Regions from separate parts of the Homo sapiens genome. Here region 2 is linked to region 1. A link is a loop called in an ENCODE intact Hi-C map of the cell type or tissue named here. Cell type or tissue: CD14-positive monocyte. All regions are shown on one strand. Links, peaks and the distances in the headings refer to the core of each region. The heading gives the core; the rest is flanking DNA.

Region 1 (8,858 bases), core at 634-8,633:
CACCTGCCACCATGCCCGGCTAATTTTTGTATTTTTAGTAGAGACGGGGTTTCACCATGTTGGCCAGGCTGATCTCGAACTCCTGACCTCAAGTGATCCACCCTCCTTGGCCTCCCAAAATGCTGAGATTACAGGGATGAGCCACTGCGCCCAGCCTTAGTTGAGATTTTGAGGGAGGGAAAACAGGCACATACCTCCTACTTAAACAGAACAGTGCTGCTACAGGGCAAGATTTCCCCCTGAGCAGATGAGCTTGCCATATACAAGCACAATGTGGGGGGACATTTAAGGAGACAGAATTGCCAATGGCTTCTTTCTTATAGGACAGGGGCTGAATGCTAGTCCAGCTCTGTAGGGTTCCCCAGAAGGCCTCACACAGGTCACAGATGCATCTGGTTGAGCATGCCAATCTGTGTTTTGGCACTCTTGAAGTCTCAAAGTTCTTTAAAAAGCTACCTCGAGAGCCCCAGAAGTTTGGATACATTGCAAATGTCCTTTGCCTTTGGAGCTGATGCCAAGGAGGGGGTTGAGCATCAGGTCTCTTGGCCTCGGGAACCGCTACATTGGGAGGACCTCAGTCTGCCTCCTGTGTGGGGCTGCTTAATCTCATTTCTTTTTTCTCTATTCCTATTTTGCCACCCACTCCTGTTGGCCTAGATCCTCCTAGACACTGGAAGGGTAGATCAAGTGAGGAAGCATTTGGAAGGAGACACAGCAGATGAAAGGTTGAGAGTTCTTTGTTTAGGCCCTTCTTTGCTGGCCCTTGTGAATTTTGGTAAGTTTCCTTAGAGTTTTCTCTCTGCTAGGCCTTGGACGTGCTCAGAGACACTCCAGTTATCCTGAATGCCTTTTACTTCCCTGAACACATCACCTACCCTCTGACCTCCAGGCCTTTGAACTCTCAGTTCTGTTCTTGCTGCCTAGAGCACTCCGCCACCCCTCTTCACTGCCTTGTAAAACATTAGGGAGCCGTGGGGACTGTGGAGAATCCCACCGTTTGCACTCCATCTAAAGAGTTTCTGGGCTCCTGATTTACAGGTTGTGGGCCTGAGGGTTACTTGGATTGTATGTGGCTGCTCCCCTTTGCAGAGACTCAGAAAGCCTTGGGGAGCATAGCCTGGGAAAAACATAGAGGAAAACAGCGAAAACCAGGGCTCAGAGGAGACACTCAGGAGAGGATAGTGGATCCTCCTCAGGGGCCAGGGAGAGCTGATAGGGGGTGACCTCAGAAGGCCAGAGAGGCTCTGGAAGGGGCTTTATACCTATGTGAGGACATTTCTTCTGCATCTGTTCTTGGGGGCTGGCAGGGCCAAGGGTTGACTTGGGGTCAATGCCAGTGGTAGACTCAGGACCCAGGCCACGCACAGAAGCCAGGAGGGCCTGGCTGGGGAAGACCCTTCATTTTACAGAAAAGAGATAATTCTCTATGCCAGTCTGTGACCTGCTCTGGTACCTTTGCTTTTTAAACTATGTAGGTTTCGGACATCAGATAATGCCTTGGTTCATGGTTTTTGTTTAAAGAGATGGGATCTTGCTATGTTGCCCAGGCACTCAAGTGATTCCCTTGCCTTAGCCTCCCAAGTAGCTGAGACTATAGGCATGTGTCACCATGCCCAGCTCTGGTTCAGGTTTTAAACTATTATTTTTTCTTTGTTATGTAAACAAAACATAACAAAGATAACAAAGAGGAAAGGGAAGTGAAAATAATGTCACCCATAATCCCACCACTCAGATATCGTTTACATTTAGAACCTGGACATGCATACTTCCCAGACAATTTTTTGTGTTTTTATAAATACAGAAGCAAATCAGAGATGCATTTTGTAACCTGCTGTGTGTATGTGTGTATGTGTGATTTGTGTCCATTGAAAAGAATATATGCTTTCCCAAATTCGAATGGTAGGGTATAAAGAGACCCCCCCTTCCCCTGCATCCATCCTTTACCCCCTAATTCTGCTCCTCAGAGGCAGCCTCTTTGAATAGTTGCTGGTATATCGTTGGTAGGGGAGACATTTAGAAGGGATAATGTGTGTGGAATAGCAAAACTGTTAGTATGGCTTGTACAGATGTTTTCATGTGGAGGTCAGGAGGAAGGTGAAGGGTAGGTTTAGAGGGACTGGGAAGTAGTTTGTGGTTACAGAAGAGACTTTCAGAAACTGGAGTTAGAGAAGGAGGAGACGGAGAAGTTTTTAGGCCTGGGTTTTGATTGGATTTGTCATAAGGAGCAGGGTGAGTGAAGGTGAATGCAACAGTGGGCGGGGCCAGATATTGTGAAATTTTACCTCCTGGGTGGAGACTGGGCCAGAGAGGGCAGCAGGTATGCAAATAGACAAGAGACACATCAGGAAGTGGTAATAGTATGATAACTGGTAGATATTTGTAAAATACCTTTGCTTGACAAAACAAAAGTTGGCAGCCCTAGTTAGTCCCCTCTTTTGTTTGTTTGTTTAAAAAAAAAGTTTTAGCAAATCTGTGAATACCAAAAACCTGAGCAAACGTGTAGAACCGGACTGGGTGGGGGTGCAGATTTTAGATTCAGTTCTGGTTTTGGGTCTGACTGACTATGCAGTTTTGGACTCCTCAGTTTGTTTGTTTGTTTGTTCATATTTTTTGAGTTGGAGTCTCGCTCTGTTGCCCAGGTTGGAGTGCAGTGGCTTGATCTTGGCTCATTGCAACCTCTGCCTCCCAGGTTCAAGCGATTCTCATGCCTCAGCTTCCTGAGTAGCTGGGTGGCACCTGCCACCATGCTGGCTAACTTTTGTATTTTTAGTAGAGACGGGGTTTCACCATGTTGGCCAGGCTGGTCTGGAGCTCTTGACCTCAAGTGATCCACCCGCCTTGGCCTCCCAAAGTGCTAGGATCATAGATGTGAGCCACCGTGCCTGGCCTCCTCAGTTTTTTTTAGATCCCAGCCTTCTTATCTGCAGATAAGCAGTTCTCAACCCTGTAGGCACATTAAAATCACTGGGAAACTTATAAAAGGAAACAGTTGATGTCAGAGCCCCACTCCAGACTGAATGTGTCAGAATCTTGGGGAGCCTGGGAATTTTTTTCAGAAATGCAGCTAACATTGGGAACCCCTGGATTCGGGTCATCTTAATTGCTCATTTTAGCCCTAAAATGTTACTATTCTCTGTATTGTATCATATAATTTCATTCCTTTCAGATACTGTGCACAAATGTCATAAACTTCTTACATACCAAGAAGTCATTTTTTAACTAAAAAACTCCCCATAATTCTCATTAGGCCTGTGATATAATGCCTATGTCCTGCAATCAATAAATTAGAATCATAAATGTAGTAAAACATCAAATAATTACTTTTTTGACCCAGAAGTCCAAAGCGTGGACTTTAATCTTTAATTTCTCATTCCCTCATTTTGAAAAAACTACTGCCTGGAGTCCTGGGGCCATCTCTATTTGTAAAGAAGACGCTGAAACATTGAGACATTACTGGAAGTGTCTTTGCTAGAAGAATTGTGTATACCGTAAGTTCCAAATTAGGAGGTCCAGTTTGGGGAAGCTTTATCGGATCTAAATTCTACATGGAGTGGGAGGTGTTTAGAGTCTTGGTGCTTGCTGTTTTATCTTTACCATTGAAGTTCTTGGTTTTGTCTCTTCCTAAATGAGTCATTTTTTTAAAAAGGAACCTAACTTGGGGGGGCGAGGAAACCACTGCGGGAGGTGCTGTGTGGGGGCGCCGAGGAGCCAACCATCAGGAGACTGAGTTTACAGCTGGGCCCTCCACTCAGGAGGGGTAGAGGGACCTGTCCTTGCTGAGGGTGACTCAGAGACAAGTGGGACATAACCTGGTTGGGGAGGTACAATAGGAAGGTATTGATGTTGTGTATTAATCTACCGAGTATTTACTGGAGCACAGCCACCAAGTATACTGCCTGGATGCAGGGCCCATTCCACGGGCACTTGGGAGATTGTGAACAATCTCCCAAGTTTGTCCTCTACTTGAGATGAGACACAGATTGTGTCCACATTTGCCTGCACTTTCAGATAAGTGAACTGAAGTTATCGAGCCCCATACTGGTGTGAGCAATGCAAGTAAAAATGTTAGGGCCAGGCAGGGTGTCAAAGTGGAAGGAGATGGCAGCTGAGGACCCCATTGTGGAATGCTAAAGGGCCCGATGATACAGACGCTGGCCGGGCAGCCAGATGGAGATCAGATCGGGGATGGGAGCTCTGCGGGACCTCTGTGTGTCACTTCCCCTTTCTGTGCTAAGATCTCCCAGCTGAAAAATGGTCCCCTGCTATACACCTCAGTCACCAGGCCCCTGCCAGCTGTTGGGAGTACCTGATGTCCTAGATGCCTGAGTGGGTAGGGGTGGGAGAGAGAGCAGGAGGGGGTGAGCAGAGCCTGGCTTTGGAAACCAGAGCAGCTCCACACATTTTGGCCCAAATCCCTCCCATGCTTGGGGTGAGGAGAAGCCCAGGGTAAGGGTGCCTCCCTACAGCCAGGAAGATCTTGGTGCGGTGGGAGTGTTGGCTCTGCACGCCTCTCCTCCACACAGAGCCCCCAGCAGGGCCGGATTTCATCTTTTCTCAGTGGCGTGCAGCCTCTTGCCATTGTGCATGCGTGTTTTCTAAGTTTGTCACAAACTTCCTGTTTAGGTACAATCAGAGGCTCGGAGCTTTGTGTGTTTTGAAACCCGGGCATTCACCGAGGTCCGGTGCTTCTCTCTTACCAGCAGTGGGGTGGCCTGTTTGTTTCTTTGCGGACTTCTGCCATCCTTCTTTGCAAACCTTCTTGCTGGGAAATGCTCTGTGGCCTCTGTGCTTGTTTCTGTTAGTAAGAGTGGAGAGAGCTGTGAGGTCTGAAGGCTGGAAAGGGGGAGGGGAGCAACACTGAGTGTGCCCCTTATGTAAGGCCAGGCCTGTGCTAGATATTATACTTCTATACACTTAATTTTATTTAGGCCTCACAGTCACTCATGCAGAGCCAGCCTCCAAGAGGTGAAGGCTGACCTGGCTGACGAGGTCAGGATTTGATCGCAGGCCTGACTCCAGTGCTCCTGTGACTTCAGCTAAGTCCTGAGGAGTACAATGCCCCTTTGGTTGCCCCTGGTTTGGGCAGATCCTGATTTCTTATGGGGCATCTTGGTGACAGCATCCCCTTGAAACCTGTGGTTTTCTCTCAGCCCCATGTTACCCAGATCTGCCTGTCTGCCTGGGGTGATCAGATGGCCCTTGAGTGTTTTGCTGATTTTCACCTTTCCCAGGCATCTCCCTCTTGTGGCTCTGGGAATCCCAGAATTGTTAGATGGTGGTCCATAGCTGGTGATCGAAGTGGATCAGTCCAGCTCCTCATTTCCCAAAATAGAATATTCTTTTTCCTGCTTCTGGTTGCCCAGTCCTGACTGTTCTGCCAGTCACCATGAGCTTCTCCACACAGCTGGATTTCTCACATTTCAAGCTCTCCCTTGAAGAAGGAAGAAGAGAGTATATCTATCTATGTCTACAAAAGCATGTGAAAGGGTGGTAAAGGAAGGACACCAAGACCTTGAATATGCAGGTGCAGGAAGAGGAGGGAGGAGCCAAACCCAGCCATCCTCCTCCCCGTTAGAGTGGATGTTAGGAGGTGCCGGACTCTGGTGCCTCCTGCACAGGAAGAATAGGTATGCCTCCCAGCTTCAAGAAGGCCCTGTGTCTCTTCACTTGGCCATCTTGGTTCTCCTACATTTTCTGAAAAACTTCTGGAATCATATCACCTGAGCATCAGAATTGTTCTGTGGATCAAATAACTGAGACACTGTGTTGAGCAGCGGGCAGTTGCAAGCATTGTCAATACACGATTCATTGCCCTCAAGAAGCTGGCAGTCCACATGGGCACAGGGAGCTCTTGCCCAGAGAAGCTAGATGCAGTGAGCTCAGAAGAGCCAGGAGAGCTTGGTAAGCTGGGTTGGTGCCACCCAGCAGACTGCAGGAGAGGGCTGGAGCTGGGTGGCCAGAGGGCAGAGCTGCAGGGGAGGAATGTGCTGGGTGTTAGGACCTTGACGGGGTGCATGGACTGGGCAGGGGATTACAGATGGGGTGAGCAGAGGTACGCATGGGAAACAAGATTGAAGAAGGAGATGTGCACCATTTATGAAGGATCCCAAGGGATGGCTGTGGAGCTTGGAATGTTCCTGTATTGAGGAGCCTCCAAAGCCAAAGCATGGAGCCGGGATTAGTAAATGCAATGCTGTAAGAAGATCCGTCTCGATTTGTGAACTGTAAATGGGCAGTGCTGGGAGGTAACTTAGGAGACATTTATCATGTCAAGAGTTAGGAATGAAATGTTGAGGACTTGGACTAGGGTGGTGGTAGTGTATGTAGAAAAGACGAGAGGGAAGTGGAAGGTTTCAAATCTTAGCTCTGCCACTTGCTACCTGTGTGCCCTTGAGCAAATTACTTCATCTCTTTCAACCTGTTTTGTCATCTATAGATAGAGGCTAAAAACACTTCACAGGACTCTTGTTTGAGGATTTTAACTTGTAACACACCCAGCACTTAGTAGGTGCTCAAGGAATAATGAATCTTCTCATGCGGGAAGAGGCATGGTTTTGTGACTGGGAGGGATTAGGGGAGTGGAGTATGAGGTTCTGAGTCTGGGAGCCCGGGAGAATGATGAAGCCTTCACAGAAAGAGATGGAACTGCTTGGGGCCTTTGAATTCAGCTTTAGGAACTTCTCCTCCTAAACCCTGGCTACTGAGGGCTGTCACAGAAAACCCCACATCCATGCAGATTGTGCCTCTACGAAACCACGGCCTCTGGCTAGAGCAGGGCCCTCTGGGATACTGGCCAGCAGCTGGCTGTCTCCAGTCAGGGTGTGGACTAGGGTGAGAGAGTAAGCCACCTAGGGCAGAAACGTCAGGAGGTGCTGGGTTTCAGGGCCACGCCCGCACTTGATACCCACAGTGGGACGTGCACCCCAGCCTCCTCTCCTGTCTGCCCTTCACCACTCAGGAGACAACCTGGCTTCTGTGTTCACTGAAAATATTACTCCACGGCGAGCCCACTCAGGTTCCCACCTGCCCTCCTGTGTGCTGACCTGCATCTGGGCTCGTTCCCACCTGGTTTCCTTGCACTCAGAGAAAGAGACATCCTTCCTCCTGGCCAGAGAGAACCCTCTCCCTGGACAGGGATCCCCATGCTTCCTGCGGCCCCTGGGACCTCACGCCTCAGTCCTGCAGCAGCAACTTCCTCAGCCCTTCACACCCCTCAGCCTTACCTTCTCTTTTCTCCTCCCCTTACAGATGGATGTGTGGAAATAATCTGCCTTCGCTAACATAGCCCACGCAGGCTGGCCTCCACTGGTGGGGGCTTATGCCTGGTCCAGAGCAGGGACCCGGTGGGTTTGCTGCAGAGGCCTCCTGCCTTCTGCAGGGGCTGCCCTCTCTAAGGTCACCCACGGCTTCCATGTTGCCACACACAACGGACACTTCAGTCCTTATCTGTCTGGGCTCTTTGCTGCTTTTGACACTGGACAGCTTCCTCCTTCTTGCAACTCTCTTTTCTCTTGGCTTCTTTGATTCCATCATACAAAGTCTTTCAACAGCTATTTCTTGAGCACCTACTATGTGCCAGGCTCTGGGCACACCATAATACGATGTCCCTGCTCTCAGGGAATTTACAGTCTAAGGGAAGTGGGGAAAGGGGGATGAAAAAAATAATAAATGTCAGGTGGTAATAAGGGTTGCAAAGAGAAATACAACAGGGAAGGAGGCTAGGAAGGGGGCCGGGGTTTGAGGTGGGCCTCACTGCAAAGGACGTGAGAGCAGAAACCTGTAGGAAGTGACAGATGCCTGGGGGAAGAGTGCTCCAGGGATGGGGAAGAGCAAGTATGGAGGGCTGAGGCAGGAGCCTGCCTGGATGTTTGAGGAAGCCATTGTGGCTGGAGGAAATGGAGGAAGGGCAGAGTAGGAGGAGAAGAGGTCAGGTGTCTCAGTCCATCAGGGAGGAGGCCCAGCCAAGTCATGTGGACTGTGGCCATTTCAAGGACTTTGGCTTTTACTTTGATACAGATGAAATACTACAGGAGTGTTCTGAGCAGAAGAGTGATTTTTAAATGATCACTTAGGCTGCTCTGGGGAGCATGCTGTATTTGTTAGCTTGGGCTGCTATAACCAAGTACCACACACTGGGTGGCTTAAACCACAGATTTATTGTCTCACAGCTCTGGAGGCTGCAAGTCCAAGATCAAGGTGTTGGCAGGGCCATGCTCCTCTGGAGACTCCAGGGAAGGGTCTGTTTCGGGCTCCTTTCCAACTCTGGGTAGCTTCTTGGCTTGTGGCAGAAAACCTCCAATCTTCCAAATATCCCCTTTTTATAAGGACACCAGAGTCATTTTGGATTAGGAACCCCCATCCTACTTCAGTAGGACCTCGTCTTAACTATTTATATCATCAATGACCCTGTTTCCTAATATGACATCTTCAATGACCCTGTCTCCTAATATGCCACATTCTGAGATCCTAGGGGTCAGGATGTCAACATAGGAATCTTGGGGAGACACAGTTCAACCCCCAAGACATGGTTATAGAAAGGTGAGGGGAGGAGTGGGACAACTAATTAGGGGGTTATCACAATAACCTAATGAGAGATGCTGCTTGCTTGGACTAAAGTGGTACCAGTGGAGGTGTCGAGAAACGGTGAGGGTCTGGATATTACTTTACGTTGAAGCTGGCGTCCTTTGCTGATGGATTAGACGTGGGGTGTGAGGGAAAGAGGAAAGCCATGATGACTTGGGTTTAGAGCCTGAATAACCAGAATGAAGTTGAACGTCTTGGTCTCCTAAGTCCTCTTCTCCCCCGGGACCTTCCTCAGCAGCCTTTGCTGGGTCCTCGTCCTGGGTGGGCCCATCAGC
Region 2 (8,858 bases), core at 381-8,380, 52 kb after region 1:
AGTGATCCTCCTGCCTCAGCCCCCCAAAATGCTGGGATCACAGGCATGAGCCAGTGTGCCAGGCTCATACTTTTTTTAACAATCAAATTAAAAGCTTGTATTGGTTAGGGCAACATTAGCTGCTGTAATCATCTCCCACATTTCAGGAGTTTAACATGAAGGAAGTTTATTTCTTGCCCTTGTAACAGTCAATGCAAGTGTTTCTGGTTGTAACTGGCTTTCCTCTACAAGGTAATTTAGGGATCTACATGCCTTGCCTCTGTCACTCTGCTATACTCTGGAGCATGCATCTTTAATGGGGGCAGTATCATGCCCAAGGGGGCAAAGATCTTGGAGGCTGAAAAATCTTACATTTTGATGCATAAATCACAAACATCTACATGGTACATAAACAGATATAGAGTATATCTGTGGTGTGAAAATGTCATGGAGGAAAGTAATTAGGGAAAAAAAATGTCTAAAAAGTCCCCTTAGGAGGGCAACAATGAAGAAAAGGTGGAGAAACACTGCCACAGGCCTATGAGGACTCTTCATTCAGGTGGAAGGGAAACAGAAGATGGAGAAGGCTCACCTGCTTCTTAACCACCTTGGCCCAAAAGCGATACAAGTTACTTGGCCCACATTTCATTGGAGAGAACTGGTCAGGGAGTTCCACCTTGCTGCAGGAGGAGATGGGAAATGTAGTCTCTGGCTGGCCACACTTCAGAGTACTTCTAAGTGAGGACTCTTAGCCAAAGAAGGGAGAGCATCTATTTTGGAGGATGGTTGGCCTCCCAATACAGGAATCAAACAATGTTGTCTTCAAGGACCAGGTACTACATATTTTGGGCTTGCAGCCATGGTCTCTATTGCAGCTACTGAACTCTGCTTGTTGCAGCTGAAAGCAGCCATAGATAATACTGAAATGAATGGGTGTGGCTATGTTCTAATAAAGCTTTATTTACATAAACAGGCAGCGGATTGGCCTTCAGGCTGTAGTTGTCCAGCCCCTGAGTATCCATTCTGGAGCCTTTCAGTTGTCCACATTACCTCTGCTTCTTGGGACCTAACCCACATTTCCTTTACTTCCAGTGCCTAACTAGAGCCTGGAGCTTCCTCTTAACTGAATGAAGGGTTCGTCTTGGCTGTTTCACTGAAAACAGTGGAATATGACCCTCCACCAAGTGAAGTGTAGAGATCCCAAGACTGTAGAAAAGAAAGAAATTTTGTCTATGTCAGTCCAATGTTAGCCCTCCCCACAGCCACCCTACATGGTAGGGGTAGAGTGCCTGGCACTCATTATTAAGTGCTCAGAAATTTCCTGTATTCAGTGTTGGGGGCTGGTTTAAAACTACTTGTATTCAGCGAAATAAGACCTTGGAGAATATGGACCTCTATTTCTTGTAGCGTTAGAGTGGATTATTATTCAATGGTTAAAACTAGTATTTACAAAGAGCTTTTTTTTTTTTTTGGAGACAGAGTCTCGCCCTGTTACTCAGACTAGAGTGTAGTGGGGTGATCTCGGCTTACTACAACCTCCACCTCCCAAGTTCAAGCGATTCTCCTGCCTCAGCCTCCCAAGTAGCTGGGATTACAGGCGCCTGCCACCACGCCCAGCTAATTTTTGTATTTTTAGTAGAGACGGGGTTTTGCCATGTTGGCCAGGCTGGTCTTGAACTCCTAACCTCAGGTGATCCGCCTGCCTCGGCCTCCTGAAGTGCTGGGATTACAGGTGTGAGCCACCGTGCCTAGCCTAGAACTTTTAACAACATGACAAAATGCTTATTTTATAAGCAGGATTCAAAATTATGTATACAATATAATCTCAACTATATCTTAAAAAGTTTAGCAAAAAAAAAAATAATTCTCAACAAGTGATGGAGTTTTTCTTCTTTTTATTTTGTATCTGTTTTCTAAAATTTTTACAGTGAACATGTTTTAGATGTGGAGAAGACTGTTATTTTAAAAATTATTGAGGTCTGGGAGCTCACGCTTGTAATCCCAGCACTTTAGGAGGCCAAGGCGGGAGGCTTGCTTGAGCCCAGGAGTTCAAGAGCAGCCTGGGCAACAAAATGAGACCCTGTCTCTATAAAAAATTTTTTAATTAGCCGGGGATAATGGTGCGCACCTGTAGTCCCAGCTTCTTGAGAGGTTGAGGTGGGAGGATTGCTTGAGCCTGGGAGGTTGAGGCTGCAGCAAGCCATGATCATGCCACTGCACTCCAGCCTGGGCAACAGAGCAAGACTCTGTCTCAAAACAAACAAACAAACAAACAAAAACTACTGAGGAGGAAATTAGTGCTGAGTGAGGGTATAATTACCCAACAGGTTCTTCCTTCCTCCTGCACAGACAAAACCAATTCACTGAGACCACAGTATTGTAGTAGACAAACAGTTTAAGGCAGAGCCAGCCAAGCAGAAAGACTGGAGTTATTACTCAAATTGGTCTCCCAGAGAACTCAGAGGCTAGGGTGTTCTACGGATAATTTTGTGGACAGGGGAATGGGAGCTGCTGATTGGTGAAGGTTGAAATCGTAGGGGTGTGGAAAATGGTCCTTGTGTGCTGAGTCAGCCTCTACATTAGGGGGCCACAGGACAGGTTGTCATGAGTCCCAGGTCCAGGTAGAGTCAGATGGTTGCCAGAATGCAAAAGTCTGAAAAGCATCTCAAAAGACCCATCTTAAGTTCTACAATAGTGATGTTATCTATAGGAGCAATTGGGGAAGTCACAAATCTTGTGACCTCTGGCCACATGACTCATGAGTAGCAAGGGATTATAAAAAGGCAAGCTGGGGGCGGTGGAGGGGAATGGCTGGTTATCCTTTAGCTACACCTACATGTTAGCAGAATTCAGGCCCCTCCCATAATCCTAATCTTGTGGCCTTTCATTACCAAGACAAAGGCGATTTTGGTCCCTGAGCAAGGAGGGGGTTCGTTTCAGGGAGGGACTGTTATCATCCTTGCTTCAAAGTTAAAACAATAAACTAAATTCCTCCCATGGTTAGCTTGGTCTACACCCAGGAATGAGGGAGGACAGCTGGCTTGTGAGGCTAGAGGCAAGATGGAGTCAGCCATGCTAGACTCCTGTCACTGTCATAATCTTTGCAAAGGTGGTTTCAAGAGTATTAATGAAGGTGTCTGCCTGCTTGTGCACACATAAGCAGGCACCTGAAAATGCCATCCAAAATTTTGTTAGAACAAAGTCACTATGAGGCAGTCCCCTTCATCTGTCCTCCCCAAGTTAGAAAAGCTTCTTTGGATAGTGACCAGGAAGGGTTCTGACCTGCCTCTACATTGAGGCATTTTTCTCATTTCTTAGTAATGAGACCCTCACCTAGATTTTCTTTCCACTGAGGCAGACCAGCCTCTCTGGATGAATCATCAAGATTAGCAATGCGGGGAGGAGGAGGTGCATGCTTGGGGTTAACTGCGTGCCAGAGTCATTGGTCATCACAGCCACTTCCCCAGACCCATGGACTTTCTTGACTTTGGCGGAGAAATTAAATAACTTGTGACTCGAAATGTCATTTGTGTAGACCCATTAGCCAGGCAGCCTGACGTCCAGGTGCCCCCACCCCCAGTGGAGCAGAGAACAACTCATTCTGCAGGAAGAACCAAATCTGAGATCATCCCAAAACAGCCTCTTATTTTTTAGGCCTCCCTTGGGTCCTCATGTGCATCTTCCAGGTACCGTGAGGGTAGGTGTGGGGGTCCTCTCCCCTGAAAGGAGAGCACCCCCACCCAAGTCCCTCCTCTTCAGCCTCTGCCTGTGTTTCTGCTGGTGATGTCCTTCTTGAGCCTTGAGCTGTCTGCACACTGGTCCCAACCTGTGCCTTCCACACTGCTCAGACTTGCAGCGTTCTCCAGCCCTCAGACACTTCACTATGACGTTAGGGGGTGGCAGTGGGTGGGGGGGGGGGTGGTGTTCCTCTCCCCAACCCTGACCCAGGGGCCCCACCTGGTCTCTTGAAGGATATCAGCTGCTAGAAGACAGCCCGATGGCCCCCCTTCATTTGACCTCCTTTGTCTCTACTCCAGGAGCTCCCTCTTAGCTCCAAGTTAGGTTAGGGTGACCTCGTCACAGCCTCTTTGCCTCTACCCCTGCTTCTGTGCTCTAAGCGCCGATCCTAGCGCCCTTCTCTTTCATCCCAATGTGCCATACTCTAGACCTGGATGTGCCACGTGTAAGGATCACACTCCAGCAGGCACGAGGCATTAGAAAGTCCTTGGCATGTGCTTCTGTGAGCACCCAGACTTCTTACTGTGACTTGTGAGGCCCTGCACCAGGGTTTGTCAACCTTAGTGCTATTGACATTTGGAGCTAGTGAATTCTGTCTTGAAAGGGACTGTCCTGCACATTGTAAGATGTTTAGCAGCATCTCTGCCCACCAGGTGCCAATAGCACTTCCCTAGTCGTGACACAGAAATGTTTCTAGACACTGCCAAATGTCCTCTGGAAGGCAAAATCACTCCAGGTGGAGACCACTACCCTACATAATGGAGACCCCGTCCTACCACGCTGCCTCATCCCACCCACTGCACACCTGCCACATGCACGCTCATCCCTGCCAGAGCCACTGCACTCGCTGTCACCACTGCTGTGAACGTTCTCTCCTCACATCTTCATGCTTTGCTCATTTAGGTCTCAGCTCAACTGACACCTCCTTACCTTGGCCTTTCCTAAGCACCCTATGCGACCAACCTATTCGCTCCATCAAGTTTATACTTCTGTTTTGTTTTAAAATCACGTTTAGAATCTCTGACCTTGTTCCTACTGCTTTCCTCCTGGTTTTCACTGTCCCAGCCACACCCTTCTAATTCCTCAGTCACATCCGGCATGTACCCACCACAGGGCTCTTGCTGTTCCTCCTCCTAGAATGCTCTTTCCCCAGATCTCATTGTTCTTATTCCTTCAGGCATTTGCTCAGATGTCACCTTCTCAGAGAGGGCTTCCCTGACTATTTCCTACTTTGTTTTTTCCCATAGCATCTACAGCCATCTAATACACTATACACTTTAATTATAATAATTTTTATTTTCTGTTTCTCCCTATTAAAATGAAATCTCCATGAGGGCAGGGAGTTTTGTCTTCTTTGTTCACTGTTGCGTGCCAGTCACGGAGAACAATGCCTAGCATTGAGGCACTCGGCCAGTATTTTTTTAGATGCATGAGCTTAATTTTGCAAGGCTTGCTGGGACCTCTGCCCTAGTTTAACTGTGCACATTTGAAAGCATCGGGTGAGCTTGGCTTCTTGTTGTAAAACCAGGGATTTATGTTGATGAAGAGTTCGATCAGGGTAGACTCATACTCTAAAGCATGTTTTCTTGTGAATAGAGATGTTTACAAAGCACAAAGCAGTGAATTTGCTAATAGTTCTTTTTACTGGCATCAGCTAGGGTTCTGAATTTAGCTGAAGCTTATACTTACCATGCCATGGTGGAGGTTTTCATTTCCTAATATGTACATGCATTTGTCTAAAAGTAATTAGTTTGTCTTCAGTTATGAGCCACAAGAGGTCAGGACCACCACTATGGCACCTCTCCAGAAAGGGGCGTGCCTGATAAGCACAAAAAAAAAACCCTTTAGGGCCGCACCTCCAGCTGTTCCCTGTTTCCCAGGATCTTGTTTATTTCTCATCTCTCCCGGCTTCCGGTCTCATTCCTTTGCTTTTTCTCTTAATAGGCTCTCATCCTTGTCTCAAAATCCCTGTCCTTACCTCCATGATCCATAAAGACCATGGCTCTCAGAAGGCAACGTAGAAGTGAGTCTGCAGCACCTCCCCGCTTGGAGCCCAGGAAGTCCTGAATATGACCAGGAGAGTTCCTGAGGCCCACATATCCTAACATGTTGAAATCCAAGGTCTTTCAAGGAAGCCCCACCACATATGCCTTCAGAGACCTGGCCAACCCTGCCAGCCTCCCCAATAGGTTCTCCCTCATATGGTCACATTGCCAGAAATCCCACTCCTGGGGCTCAGTGAAGGCCCTTGGGTCTTCAAGGGAATTCCTTGTTCTGGGGCCCACATCCCAGGAGAGTGCACAACTTGAGCACGTTTGCATCCCGGTAAGCGTTACTGGGAAGGCTCAGATTTACAGGTGACAGATGGAGAGGGACTCTTGGGAGAGTTAGGATGTTGCAGAGAAGACCCCTTTTCCAGCTTATGTAATCGCTCCAAGGAAAGAGAGAGAAACAGAGAGAGAGAGATGAGGCTTAGCAATTGAGTTCCTGGCTGCTTGTCATATGAAGAAAACTGATGTGAACGACACTTTCCTCCTCTGCTTCCTGCCCTGCTTTTTTGTTCTTTGTATCGTGAATAATATGAATACAGGAGCTTCATACTTAGAGTTATTTTTACAAGGTCTCCTCTCTGCTTCAGATGACTCAGAGCCGGAGCCTTCTCTTGAAGACGTTCCTTGGGAAGCACCAGAGAGATGCCGAACCCCAGGCGATCTCAGGGTCACAAGTGGGTGTCCTGGAAGTGTGGGCTGGAAGGAAAGCCTTATTGAAGGCAAAACTTCTGCTGGTTCCCCTCTCTACACAGCCAGCCCTGCCTTTCTCTCACCATCTTTTCCTGCTTCAGCAGAAACAATCAGGCCTGCTTCCCAGTCTGGAAATGAGCAGAGGGCACTGCCCCAGGGTCGAGGCTGCAAGCTATGGGTAGATGAGGGGAATCTGTAGGCCCCAAAAGGCTGGTGGCTCTAGTCTGAAGGCAAGAAAACTATTTGGGCAACCAGGCACTGAAGGAGAAGGAACATTGGTAGAACCTATTTCGTGTCTGTCTCCCACTCTGCCCTTGTGTTCCTGGAGAGTGGGGGCTGCCTCTGACTGTTCTTCCAAACACCACACCCGGCACTAAGACCCAGTGCATGTGTGTGGAGTCGATGAATTAATGAAAGGGAAGCCCCTTTCCATGGGTAAAGCCAAATTACCTGGATGTGAGTACAGCACAAATCCATATGCCCGTGGAGGATGGAGCATCTGTATCTGCTCCCGAAGGTGCAGATGCCCAGACCTCGGCACACCCAGCGCCAGCATTGTCTGCTTTGACCCATCATAACCACTCTGAGAGGCCAAGGAGGTTGTTTCCATTTTACAGAGGGGAATGCCGAGGATCAGAGAGATTGGCTGACATGCCTGTTGTGCGTTTTGTAAGCGGCACAGGGGGATTCTTCTGCCCCACTTCTACTGACTCCGTGATCCAGTGCTGCCTTGAATCTTCGGAAACTCTAAAGTAGGGGCTCCCCGCTTCTGAGAAAGACTCCGTAGCTCTCTTTTGGACACAGCTGCAGTGCCATCCTTCTGGGAGAGCCAGCCTGGAGCAGAACAGCTGGGGCTCATCTATCTGCTGCCCAACAAACCTTGGAAGGAGTATGATAGGAAGGTTCCATTCAGACTGCTCTTCTCTGGTGGCTCTGGGGAAAAGGGCATGATGAGGGGAGATGCCCTTTTTTCCTCCTGTTAATCTGCCCTCATCCCTGACTCCCTTTCCTGCTGTCTTCTATCCAACCACACAGTACCCAGCTTAAAACCAAGGTGGATGGAAAAGGTTTCAAGTTGATCATGGAACTCAGAATGCATTTTTCTGTAGAAGTAGCTGGAATGCGATGCCTGGTCTCCCCATGATATGTCTGAAATAAAAGAGTAATAGCATTGGCCCAATAGATAATTTGTATTAATGTTGATGGTTTAATTAATGAATTATTAATAAGCCAGCACCCTCTCTTACTTGGAAGACGACAACAGCTTTCTCCACTCTTGTCCTCTTGTAGTTTGTTCTCCACGTGAAAAGTGAATCAGACCCCATCTCTCCTCTGCTCACAACCCTCCATGATCTCTTTTTTTTTTTTTTTTTTTTTTTTTGAGACGGAGTCTTGCTCAGTTGCCCAGGCTGGAGTGCAGTGGCACGATCTTGGCTCACTGCAACCTCTGCCTCCCAGGTTCACGCCATTCTCCTGTCTCAGCCTCCCGAGTAGCTAGGACTACAGACGCCCGCCACAACGCCCGGCTAATTTTTTTTGTATTTTTAGTAGAGACGGGGTTTCATCATGTTAGCCAGGATGGTCTCGATCTCCTGACCTTGTGATCCACCCACCTCGGCCTCCCAAAGTGCTGGGATTACAGGAGTGAGCCACCGCGCCCGGCCCCTCCATGATCTCATGCCTACAGCCTGGCCTCCTGCCTTGCTGACCGCACCTGCCGGCTCCCTCCACCAAGTTCATTCCACCAAAGAGTGGAAGGACACAGCTGCTGTGTCCTCTGCCTGGGACTCTCTTCCTTCCCTGAGTCACCTGGTTCAGCCAGTTCATTTAGGCCTATGCCCAGATGTCACCTTTTCAGGTGACCATGAATAGGCGCCACCCATGTTCATCACTCCTCTGACCCTTACCCTGCTTTATTTCCCTTCATAACATTCATCATACCTGCCATGACATTGCACACATGCCTGCTTACTTGTATATTGTTATTCTCCTCCACTAGACTATCTGCTCCACAAAGGCAGGGACCTTTTATTTGTTTCCTGCTGTGTTTCCAACACTAGAAGAGTACCCAACATATAGTAGGTGCTCAATAAATATTTATAAATAAATAGATGAATGCACAACTGAATGAGTGATATATCTCTACACCTAACCAACAGCAGATTGTGGTTTACATGCAGAATTTATCACACATTCCAAACATCAACGCCAAAAAGGAATTTCTTCCTTGCCTTGCCCTTGGGATTGGAAATGCAGGCACTTCATTTTAGTAATGAGTTTATAGATTATTCTGGAAACCAGAACTTCTTGTTCTGCATTTTTGGCAAAAATAGACACCTGCTTTCTTGGAGAGTAGCTTCTCAGAGTTCTGAAGGCTTCTTGGGGCTTGACAAATGGTTG

The links. Hi-C counts contacts between places; a loop is a spot of excess contacts. Peaks named below come from ENCODE experiments on the same cell type or tissue, not always from the same donor. Only the 100,000 strongest peaks of a DNase experiment are listed, where the experiment ranks them.
Region 2: it touches region 1 in a loop (4-fold over the local background); 5 of 110 quality-filtered maps call a loop at or near these places.

Annotation. Positions count from the first base shown.
Region 1 is chr6:42,363,198-42,372,055 of GRCh38, reverse strand. The region is part of intron 2 of TRERF1 (transcriptional regulating factor 1); the gene reads left to right. Among named protein-coding and RNA genes, the nearest start is that of TRERF1, 84 kb to the left of the region's middle. RefSeq lists an enhancer at 3,991-4,080. In CD14-positive monocyte, for the core only: no CTCF peak of the experiment used is centred there; DNase peaks (open chromatin) are centred at 3,685, 4,215, 4,655, 7,445 and 4 weaker places; H3K4me3 peaks cover 3,027 bases; H3K27ac peaks cover 7,825 bases.
Region 2 is chr6:42,310,747-42,319,604 of GRCh38, reverse strand. All of the region lies in intron 3 of TRERF1 (transcriptional regulating factor 1), which reads left to right. Among named protein-coding and RNA genes, the nearest start is that of MRPS10, 97 kb to the right of the region's middle. RefSeq lists enhancers at 2,866-2,955, 3,546-3,605, 3,674-4,341. In CD14-positive monocyte, for the core only: no CTCF peak of the experiment used is centred there; DNase peaks (open chromatin) are centred at 2,334, 2,744 and 3,434; H3K4me3 peaks cover 1,128 bases; H3K27ac peaks cover 6,481 bases.